Linked DNA regions of Homo sapiens: region 1 is linked to region 2. Evidence: chromatin loops called from intact Hi-C (ENCODE). Cell type or tissue: GM12878. All regions are shown on one strand.

What was found. Hi-C counts contacts between places; a loop is a spot of excess contacts. Peaks named below come from ENCODE experiments on the same cell type or tissue, not always from the same donor. Only the 100,000 strongest peaks of a DNase experiment are listed, where the experiment ranks them.
Region 1: a loop joins it to region 2, with 11 times the contacts of the local background. A loop is called at or near these places in 28 of 110 quality-filtered maps.

Annotation. Positions count from the first base shown.
Region 1 is chr7:97,833,071-97,838,070 of GRCh38, reverse strand. No RefSeq gene overlaps it. Among named protein-coding and RNA genes, the nearest start is that of ASNS, 37 kb to the left of the region's middle. In GM12878, a CTCF peak has its summit at 2,317 (motif pointing right); a DNase peak (open chromatin) is centred at 2,340.
Region 2 is chr7:97,142,870-97,147,869 of GRCh38, reverse strand. The region is part of intron 1 of SDHAF3 (succinate dehydrogenase complex assembly factor 3); the gene reads right to left. The region is part of intron 2 of LOC107984034 (a long non-coding RNA gene); the gene reads right to left. Among named protein-coding and RNA genes, the nearest start is that of SDHAF3, 28 kb to the right of the region's middle. In GM12878, no CTCF peak of the experiment used is centred here; a DNase peak (open chromatin) is centred at 2,637.

The DNA.
Region 1 (5,000 bases), 690 kb before region 2:
TGTAATTCCCAGCTACTTGGAGAGGCTGAGGCATAAGAATCACTTGAACCTGGGAGGCAGAGGTTGCAGTGAGCCGAGACTGCGCCACTGCACTTCAGCCTGGGCGACAGAGGGAGACTCCGTCTCAAAAAAACCAAAAGACCAAAAGAATAAAAAAAGAAGTGAGGAAAGCAGAAAATAGGACAGAGGAAAAGTTAAGCAAAGATGAAGTTTCTGCTGTAGTTCAGCCTTAGCCTGCTCCCACCGAGTTTGAATGGCATACCAAAGTTGGCATCACCTTAGGATGAGGGGGCCAGGTTTTGCAGGCCTGTATGTCAGCCCTCACCTGTGAATGCCTTTGGAGGAAGTCAGAGTCTTCCGGAAACTTCCAGGTGAATAGCAATTCTTCAGAGAAGGCTGCAGTTGTGAGCCATTAGTGGCTATCATTCACAGCAGCTGGCGAACTTGGTGTACCTATCTGGTAAGGGTTTGGGGTGGAAGAAGCACCAACAGCATTACTGCATTTTGCCAGACTGATTTCTACAAATGTGTAATGAGCTTTACAGGAATGGTAATCATGCAAGAAAACTGTTGTTTTATTCTTCATCAACATGCTAATTGTAAGTCTGGCAACTTTTTTAGTCTTGTGTGTTTTCCCCTTTAAATACAGTTTTATTTTTGGTTATCCAGCCCTTCTAAAACCTAACTTATTTTCTAAATACCTTAGTTTCTGAATCTTTCTTTGCACCTAGATAATTTCTGTTAATCTGTGAGACTTACCTTAGATGCCGGTTTCTCTGGGAAGCCTCCTTCAATCATCTACAGCTGGGATACTTTCCTGCCACTCAGCTCTCATAAAATCTGATGTAGTCTGATTTTCATGACACTATAGCAATGTTGTAGAATTATCTAGCTATATGAATTATCTAGCTACGTGTCTGAGTCAGTCAGGATTGGTCAGGAAAACAGAAGGCACTCCGTGTTTTGGGGGCAGAAAGGGTTTGTTATTAGGAATTAGGGGCTTGCTTGACTATTGGAAAGGCTGGGGAGTAGTGAAGACCAGGCAAGCCAGCGGGAAGGAAGCGGACACTGGAGATCTTATCCTGAGGCAACAGGGCAGCGGGTTCTCAGGAACTTAACAGCAAGCTGCTGCAAGTCTTAGGAATCTCTAAGAGGTCCCCCAGCGTCTCACGGTGCAGCAGCAACACAGATGGGTTCTCAAGAGCTCACCAGGGAGCCACTCTGAGCCTCTCATTTTCTTCAGTCAGGATGCAGTTGCCTCTAGAGAATAAAACTTCTCTATTTCTTCTGTCTTCCACATCTTGAGTGACTTCTATGGGAAACTCCGTGTCCTAGGTAAATGGATTGTGGGAGAAGACCTTAAAAGGGATGATGGTGATGCGCAGTTGACAATAGATGATTCAGCATAGTATCTCATGATAAATGTCAAGAGACAAAATTGCAACAAGTTTAGTTAAATGATCAAATTGGCTTTTATTTGTGATTCATGAGTCAGGTAGCATCTCATCTAAGAAACAGAGTGGTGCTCTGTTGGGCGTGATGGAAGAGTCAGTTTTTAAAAGCTTGAGCAGGAACAAGGAAACAGCATAATACAAAAAGCAGATTGGTTAACAGCAGGTTACCTTCCTTGTAAGGGTTAAAGCAGAGGGGACTTTCTGATCATATTGGCTAAAACTGGCCTGTTTGGGGTTTGGCTATTATTTCTTTTTCTCTTTTAATTTCTCAGAAGGTCAGATTAACAACTTAGTTTCAATTTGGTGATATGGAACTTTAGCATGGGTTACTCCATTTTGGTTTGATCTGTTGGGGCCTAGTGCAGGGAGCTTAGTTCAAACCAATGGCCTTCTAGAAATTTTACTTAACAGAGTGTATGAGCTTTTCACCAGCTGGAGAATGTATCTTTCTCATGTTTATGTTCCCAAAGTCTAGTGCAGTTCCTGGAAAATAAAGGTGTTCAATAAATGTTCATTAAATAACAGAATAAGTGATGAGGAGAGGACAATAGCTCCCCAAAGTCAGATAATTTTGGTTATGTTATAAACGATGTTATCAGAGATCAGTAGTTCATCTCCAGAAGAGCCTCGTGTTTAGTAATTTACGGTAGAGATAACGGCAATTCAGGTTGATATTTTTTCTATGCTGACCAAAACTGTCACATTTCTGAAAGCTAAAATCCTAGGTAGAAGGAAACCTTTGCAATTCAGGGCACTGAAGCTGTTGAGGCATGTTAGGCCAATCTCTGCAATATTATTACCTCTTTTCAACTTTTTCTTAAATTTCTTCCAGCGCTCAGGAACCATGTGTATATTAAGTGAGCTGCCACGAGGTGGCACTCTTGCTTATTTGTTGTAGTAGGCCACTGCCTTCTACACAAGGGATGTGATGGAGCCAGAAATGTTAGTCTTAAAGCGACTAAACTGCCCCTCAAATTAAAACATTGTCGTTAGTTGAAGTAAGATACACACATTGCTTCAAATAAGAATTAAAGCAAACGCGAAAATGAAAGAGAAAATCAGAGCCTAATGTCGTTGTCTATAATGCTTTCACCATCTGAGTCACTTGTCAATTGGCACTAGAATCTTGTTCTCCAAGGTGTCCCCAGGGGCTCTTCTTCCCAGTTACTCTGTCCCTGCTTCGTGTGTAAGGTGGGATGATTCAGAAGTTTATTGTCTTATCTTACTTCTGAAGTCTATGGGGGACTCAATTTTCTTCTTTTTTGTTTGTTTTTGAGACAGTACCTCCCTCTGTCATCCAGGCTGGAGTGCAGTGGTGTGATCACGGCTCACTGCAGCCTCGACCTCCATCCAGGGCTCCAGCGATTCTCCCACCTCAGCCTCCTGAGTAGCTGGGACCACAGACATGCACCACCGTGCCTGGCTAATTATCTTATTTTTTTTTTTTTTTTTATAGAGACAGGGTTCCCCTATGTTCCCCAGGCTTGTCTTGAACCCCTGGGCTCAAGCTATCCTCCTGCTTTGGCCTCCCAAAATGCTGGGATTACAGGCATGAGCCACCACAGGTGGCCTGGAATCACTTCTCTATGGGAGAAAAACCCCAGCAGGTGAGTAGGCTTTTAAATTAGCTCAAATTATGGCTAAGAAAGTGTTGGTCATGACCAATAGAGGCACACTTGCTGTAGCATGACTGAAATCCTTCCCGTTAAGATCCACAAATTTCCTTCCAACCAAATTAAAGCTTTCCATAGGACTTACACTTTTTTTTGAAATCACAGAAGTAATCCATGCTCATTGTATAAAACCCCCGAAATAAATATAAACAAAGAGAAGAAAGAAAAACATAATTAATCTCAGCCTCAATAACCAATAGCATTTTAGGGAATGTCCTTTATTACCAATTTATTTATACATGTGATTGACTTGGTATACTCTTAGTACATACTCTGTTCCAGGCACCATGCCAGGTTTTGAGTTTGCAAAGAAGAACAAGATTTTCTCTACAAGACAAATATAGCCCCCTCTCTCTGATTATATAAACACATGCATATATAAGTTTTATAAAAAGGTCATATTTTACAAACAGTGGGCCCTCTGTGTCTGCCATTCTGCATTCATGAGTTCAACCAACCACAGATCAAAAATGTTTGGAAAAAATTTTTACAGTACAATAGAAAGTAATACAAATAAAAACCAATGTAGTATAACAACTACTTACATAGCGATTGCAATGTATTAGGTATTATGAGTAATTTAGAGAAGATCTGATGTATCTGAGAGATTGCGTGTAGGTTAGATGCAAATACTATGCTAGTTTATATCCGGGACTTGAGCAACCTTGAATTTTGATATCCACTGGGATCCTGGGACCAATCTCCATGGGTGTGGAGCCTTGCGTTTCCCCATTAATGATATACTAAGATCATTTTTCCATGTCCCTAAATACTTTTCAAAGGCATTATTTTAATTTCATAATATTTTATTTTCTAGATATACCATAGTTTATTCATTAAATTTTCCTATTCTTGAAAATATACGTGTATCTACTCTTTTACTACAAAAAATAATGATTCATGACTATGAACATATAGTCAGAATGAATAAGATCTAGTATTTAATAGCACAACAGGGTGACTACAGTCAAAAATAACCTATTGTACATTTCAAATTAACTAAGAGTATAACTGGATTGTTTATAACAGAAAGAAAGGATTCATGCTTGAGATGATGGACACTTCCATTTATCCTGATTTAGTTATGCATCATATGCCTGTATCAAAATATCTTATATACTCCATAAATACATACACCTACTATATACCCACAAAATAAGAAAAAGAGATTCAGTGAACAATATTGTAGCCAATTTTTTGCCTGCAACCACAATTACATTCCTAGTCTAAATTGCCAAAGTTGGGGTTGATGGATTAAATGACTTTTAAAATTTTAAGGCTTTGCTAGCTATGTCTAAATTTCCTTCATAAGGGCAACATCAATTTTGTCCCTATTCTTGTACTTCTGTGAATCCTCACCAATACTGAGTGTTTTCATTTAAATATATTTTCACTGTAGGTAAAACATATAAATATATTTATATTTAATTGTTGTTTAAATGTATATTGTTTATACCTGATTACTAATGAGGTCGAATATGGTTTTTTATGTTATTAGCCATTTGTCTTATTGTTTGCTTGCTAATTCCTCAGTTCAGTTTTTTATTGGACATTAGTTTTTTCTCATTGCTATGTAGGGATTTTTTGTATATTTATTAACCCCTGCAGTTATGTTTCTAGTTTCATATTTGTATTTTATTTTGTATTCTGTTTTTGTCATACAGAACTTAACATTTCATAAGTATTTTTTATTTTATCTTATTTTTTGATAGGCATTTTTCCTTTAAAGTTTGTAATTTTAGATTAGAAAATCATTTAGGCATCATTTAGAAAGAAGAGTAGAAGCAAGGATGAACATTTTTATTTGCTCATTGGAAATTATCCTCTAGAATTAGCTCTCTTTTCTTTGATTTAGAATTTCTCTAAAGAATAC
Region 2 (5,000 bases):
TTTTACAGTGATAACACATTTTGGTGGAGCAGAGTACCAAAGTAAGAAACAATGTTCTTATTAGAGTCTTTGAGAGGAATGTACATGCAATTGGTGGTGCGTACACAATTTATAACCATGCCCAAACTGTGACATTCTAATAATCAAAACAGAATCTGCTGTCAAATTGACACTTGGCTAAAAATCTGTATTTATACAGTAAGAGTAATATATAAAATTTTTGTAACAAGACTGCTATTGAGCACAAGCACTCCCCCATGGCAGCATGAGCTTTCCTTTTGGGCTGCCTATCATATAGATTTTAGAAACCCTGGAGCCTTTTCAGAACTAATTTGCAAATCAACCTAAGTACCCTACAATGATGCTGAAATTTCTTATAAACTAGTTCCCTAGATTTTGGTTGCATTTTGTTCAAATCAGTAGGAATTATTTAATCAAAGTACTGGACAAATAAACAAAAAGCTTAAGCTTTTAATGAAGTGTTTTTGAAAACAAAGCTTATAACTAGAAGACAAATTTACTGAAAGAAGAAACAATGAATTATGAGAGCACAAATAATGCACAAGATCTAATTTTGAAATTCTATAATTGTGTATCTATCTCAACTTCTGAAAACAATCTTTTGAAGGAACTCCTAGTTATAACTGCGTATACTTATATTCATACCCAAATAGAAGAAAATTGAAAAGGCCTATGATTTTGAAGCATGTGAATTTGGCAAAACGTTTAAAATAATCCTAAATACAGATAATTTATCTGACAAGTTTTATCCTACAGAAATATCTGTCAGAGAAAACTAATCTAAATGGAGACAATAAGAGTACCTATTGGCCGGGCGCAGTGGCTCACGCCTGTAATCCCAGCACTTTGGAAGGCTGAGGTGGGTGGATCACGAGGTCAGGAGATCAAGACTATCCTGGCTAACACGGTGAAACCCCGTCTCTACTAAAAATACAAAAAATTAGCCAGGCGTGAGAATGGCATCAACCCGGGAGGTGGAGTTTGCAGTGAGCCCAGATTGCGCCACTGCACTCTGGCCTGGGCGACAGAGTGAGACTCCATCTCAAAAAAAAAAAAAAAAGGTACCTATTAAAATCTTTGGGCTTAACTATTTATAATTTAAATGCAAAAAAATATTGATTTGAGAATCTCCTCCATTGGGCAAAATTTGCTGAGTTTCTTTGGTATCCCAATATCTATAGCAGAATAGTTTTCTCTATTAATCATAAAATGTAACTTCAAAAAAGATATCAGGCAATTAAAAAAATTAAAACCAAATTGCAAAATCTGTATTCTTCAGAGAAAAAAAGTGACACTGTATTACAGACAGGAACAGATAGAAAGTACATAAATATGTCTCAAGAACAATTATTTTATGTTCTTTTTGTAACATTTATACGATCACAATAAAAAGTGTTTTGCCTTCAAATATACAAATGTTTTATATTTTGGAAAATTTTTGAGAAGTTATAAAGAACTGTTTCATAGTTCTAACAACATAATAAACACAATTTATATGTCAATAAATACACATTTCAAAAATGTGTGTATGATGTGATTTTAGTGCTTCTTTTACTCCCACAAATGTCACAGTTTTGACAACAAATTATACAACCAAACTAATAATAGACAGGACAAAACATCAGCACATTTAAAAAGGCCAGAATATTACTGGCCAAAAATAAAAAATGTCATGTTATCTCTTTGCTTTTTAAACTAAATTATCTGTCATCTAGCGTTCAAAAGTGGGGGGGGGAAAGCCTATTTAAGTTTTCACAAAATTTCCAAATCTCTATTTTTATCTTTTCCAGGTCATCAATGATATAACTCATAATTTCACAATTAATCTGCTAACTATAAAGCTGCATCTTCCTTAAAATTTTTATTATAAATATATTTTATTGTAGTAAGAACTACAAAAATTTACTCAAAAACAATCATGTGTTTGATGGCTATCTGCCTTCCAAGACTGGGAAATCCCGAAAACGAAGATTCTCTCTCTGTTGGGGTTTTGAATTACTATGAATCATCAGGCTATAGAGCAGGATCTGAAACATGGAAGGCATTTAATAAATGTTTATTGAATGAAATAATTTCTTCAATTAAGACAAAGAAAATTTAAGAGAACACTTGACAGCGACAGGGAAAGGAAGCAAGATTCAAAATGGTAATGAGACCATGAAGTGGTCATTCAAAATTCTAGGTAACACAAAAGAATGTATGTTGAACCAATTCCTTAATTTCTAAAATAAAGTCAAATAAAATTTCACATATTGGGTTTCATATATTCATCTAGAACTGGTAAATAAATGCCTTCAGTATCCCTTAAACTTACTAAGAAAAATGACTTTTACCAAACCAATTATTTAAACACTATTCAGTGATTACTCATGAAGCCTTCAAAAATGGATTAACATTGTATATAGTAGAAAAAATATTTACTCCCTTTTAAAATTAGTTAAAACATATATATAAAATAGTTAAAGTGGCAACAAATCTGTAACAGACAATTCAAATATGAAATGTACTAGTCAGAATGTAAAAAGACAAATACTACTTCAGATAAAATTTAGTTTTCATTTAGTTACATCTTCCCAGACATAAGTATCTTCTGCCATCATGTGGAAATTTCTGAAATTACATGTACACACAAAATTAATGTTATCAAGCTCCTAGAACTGATAAAGGAATTCAGCAAAGTTTCCAGATACTAGATTAATGTACACAAATCAGTAGCTCTTCAATACACCAATAGCGACCAAGTGGAGAATCAAATCAAGAACTCAACTCCTTTTACAATAGCTGCAAAAAAAAAAAAACAAAAAATACTTAGGAATATACCTAACCAAGGAGTTGAAAGACCTCTACAAAGAAAACTACAAAACACTGCTGAGAGAAATCACAGATCACACAAAGGGAAACACACCCCATGCACATGGATGGGTAACATCAATATTGTGAAAATGACCATACTGCCAAAAGCAATCTACAAATTCCGTGCAATCCCCATCAAAATATCACCATCATTCTTCACAGAATTACAAAAAACAATTCTAAAATCCATATGAAACCAAAGAAGAGCCCACATAGCCAAAGTAAACTAAGCAAAAAGAACAAATCTGCAGGCATCACACTATGATTTCAAACTGTGAGACCACAGTCACCAAAACAGCATGATACTGGTATAAAAACAGGCACATAGACCAATGGGACAGAATAGGGAACCCAGAAATAAACCCAAATATTACAGCCAACTGATCTTCGACAAAGCAAACAAAAAAGTAAAGCAGGGAAAGGACAACTTTTTCAACAAATGGTGCTAGAATAATTGGCTAGCCACATGTAAGAGAATGAAACTGGATCCTCATCTCTTGCCTAATACAAAAATCAACTCAAGATGGATCAAGGACTTAAACCTAAGACCTGAAACTATAAAAATCCTAGAAGATAACACTGGAAAAACCTTTCTAGACATTGGCTTAGGATTTCATGACCAAGAACCCAAAAGCAAATGCAATAAAAACAAAGATAAATAGCTGGGACCTAATTAAACTGAAGAGAAAAGGACAGTCAGCAAACAGACAACACACAAGAGTGGGAGAAAATCTTCACAATCTATACATCTGACAAAGGTCTAATAACCAGAATCAACAATGAACTCAAACAAATCAGTAAGAAAAAAACAAACAATCCCATCAAAAAGAGTAAAGAATGTAAGTAGACAATTCTCAAAAGAAGATATACAAAAGGCCGATGACCATATGAAAAAACGCTCAGCATCACTAATGATCAGGGAAATGCAAATCAAAACCACAATGTGATACCATCTTGCTCCTGCAGGAATGGCCATAATAAAAAAAATAAAAAAATAATAGATGTTGGCGTGGATGCGGTGATCAGCGGACACTTCTACACTGCTGGTGGGAATGTAAACCAGTACAGCCACTATGGAAAACACTGTGGAGATTCCTTAAAGAATTAAAAGTAGAACTACCATTTCATCCAGCAATCCCACTACTGGGTATCTACCCAGAGGAAAAGATAATCTTTTTCATTATTTGAAAAAGATACTTGCACATGCATGTTTATAGCAGCACAATTCACAATTGCAAAATAGTGGAACCAACCCAAATGCCCATCAATCAATGAGTGGATAAAGAAACTGGTATACACACACACACACACACACACACACACACACACAGTGGAACACTACTCAGCCCTAAAAAGGAATGAATTAACAACATTTGCAGTGACCTGGATGAGACTGGAGACTATCATTCCAAGTGACGTAACTCACGAATGGAAAAACAAATATTGTATGTTCTCACTGATATGTGGGAGCTAAGCTGTGAGGATGCAAAGGCTATAAGAATGATACAATGGACTTTGGGGACTTGGGGGAAAGAGTGGGAGGGGTGTGAGGGATAAAAGACTACAAATATGGTGCAGTGTATACTGCTCGGGTGATGGGTGGACCAAAATCTGACAAATCACCGCTAAAGAACTTACGCATGTAACCAAATACCACCAGTACATCAATAACTTATGGAAAAAGAAAAAAAAATTAATGTATCAGACTAGGGTATTAGCTTACCCTAGCAGTCTCTAATATTTGAAAAGATTAATCCAGTTTTTAAACAAAGTAAATATTCTTAGAAGAATTTAAGAAGGGGCTGGGAGTGGTGGCTGACTCCTGTAATCCCAGCACTTTGGGAGGTGGAGGTGGGTGGATCACTTGAGGCCAGGAGTTCGAGACCAGCCTGGCCAACATGGTGAAACTTCCTACTAAAAATACAAAAATTCGCCAGATGTGGTGGCGTCTGCCTGTAATCCCAGCTACTCGGGAGGTTGAGGCGGGAGAATCGCTTGAACCCAGGAGACAGAGGTTGCAGCAGTGAGCCAAGATCACACCACTGCACTCCAGCCTGGGCAACAGAGTGAGACTCTGTCTAAAAAAAAAAAAAAAAAAAAAAAAAGAATTTAAGAAGAAAATAATC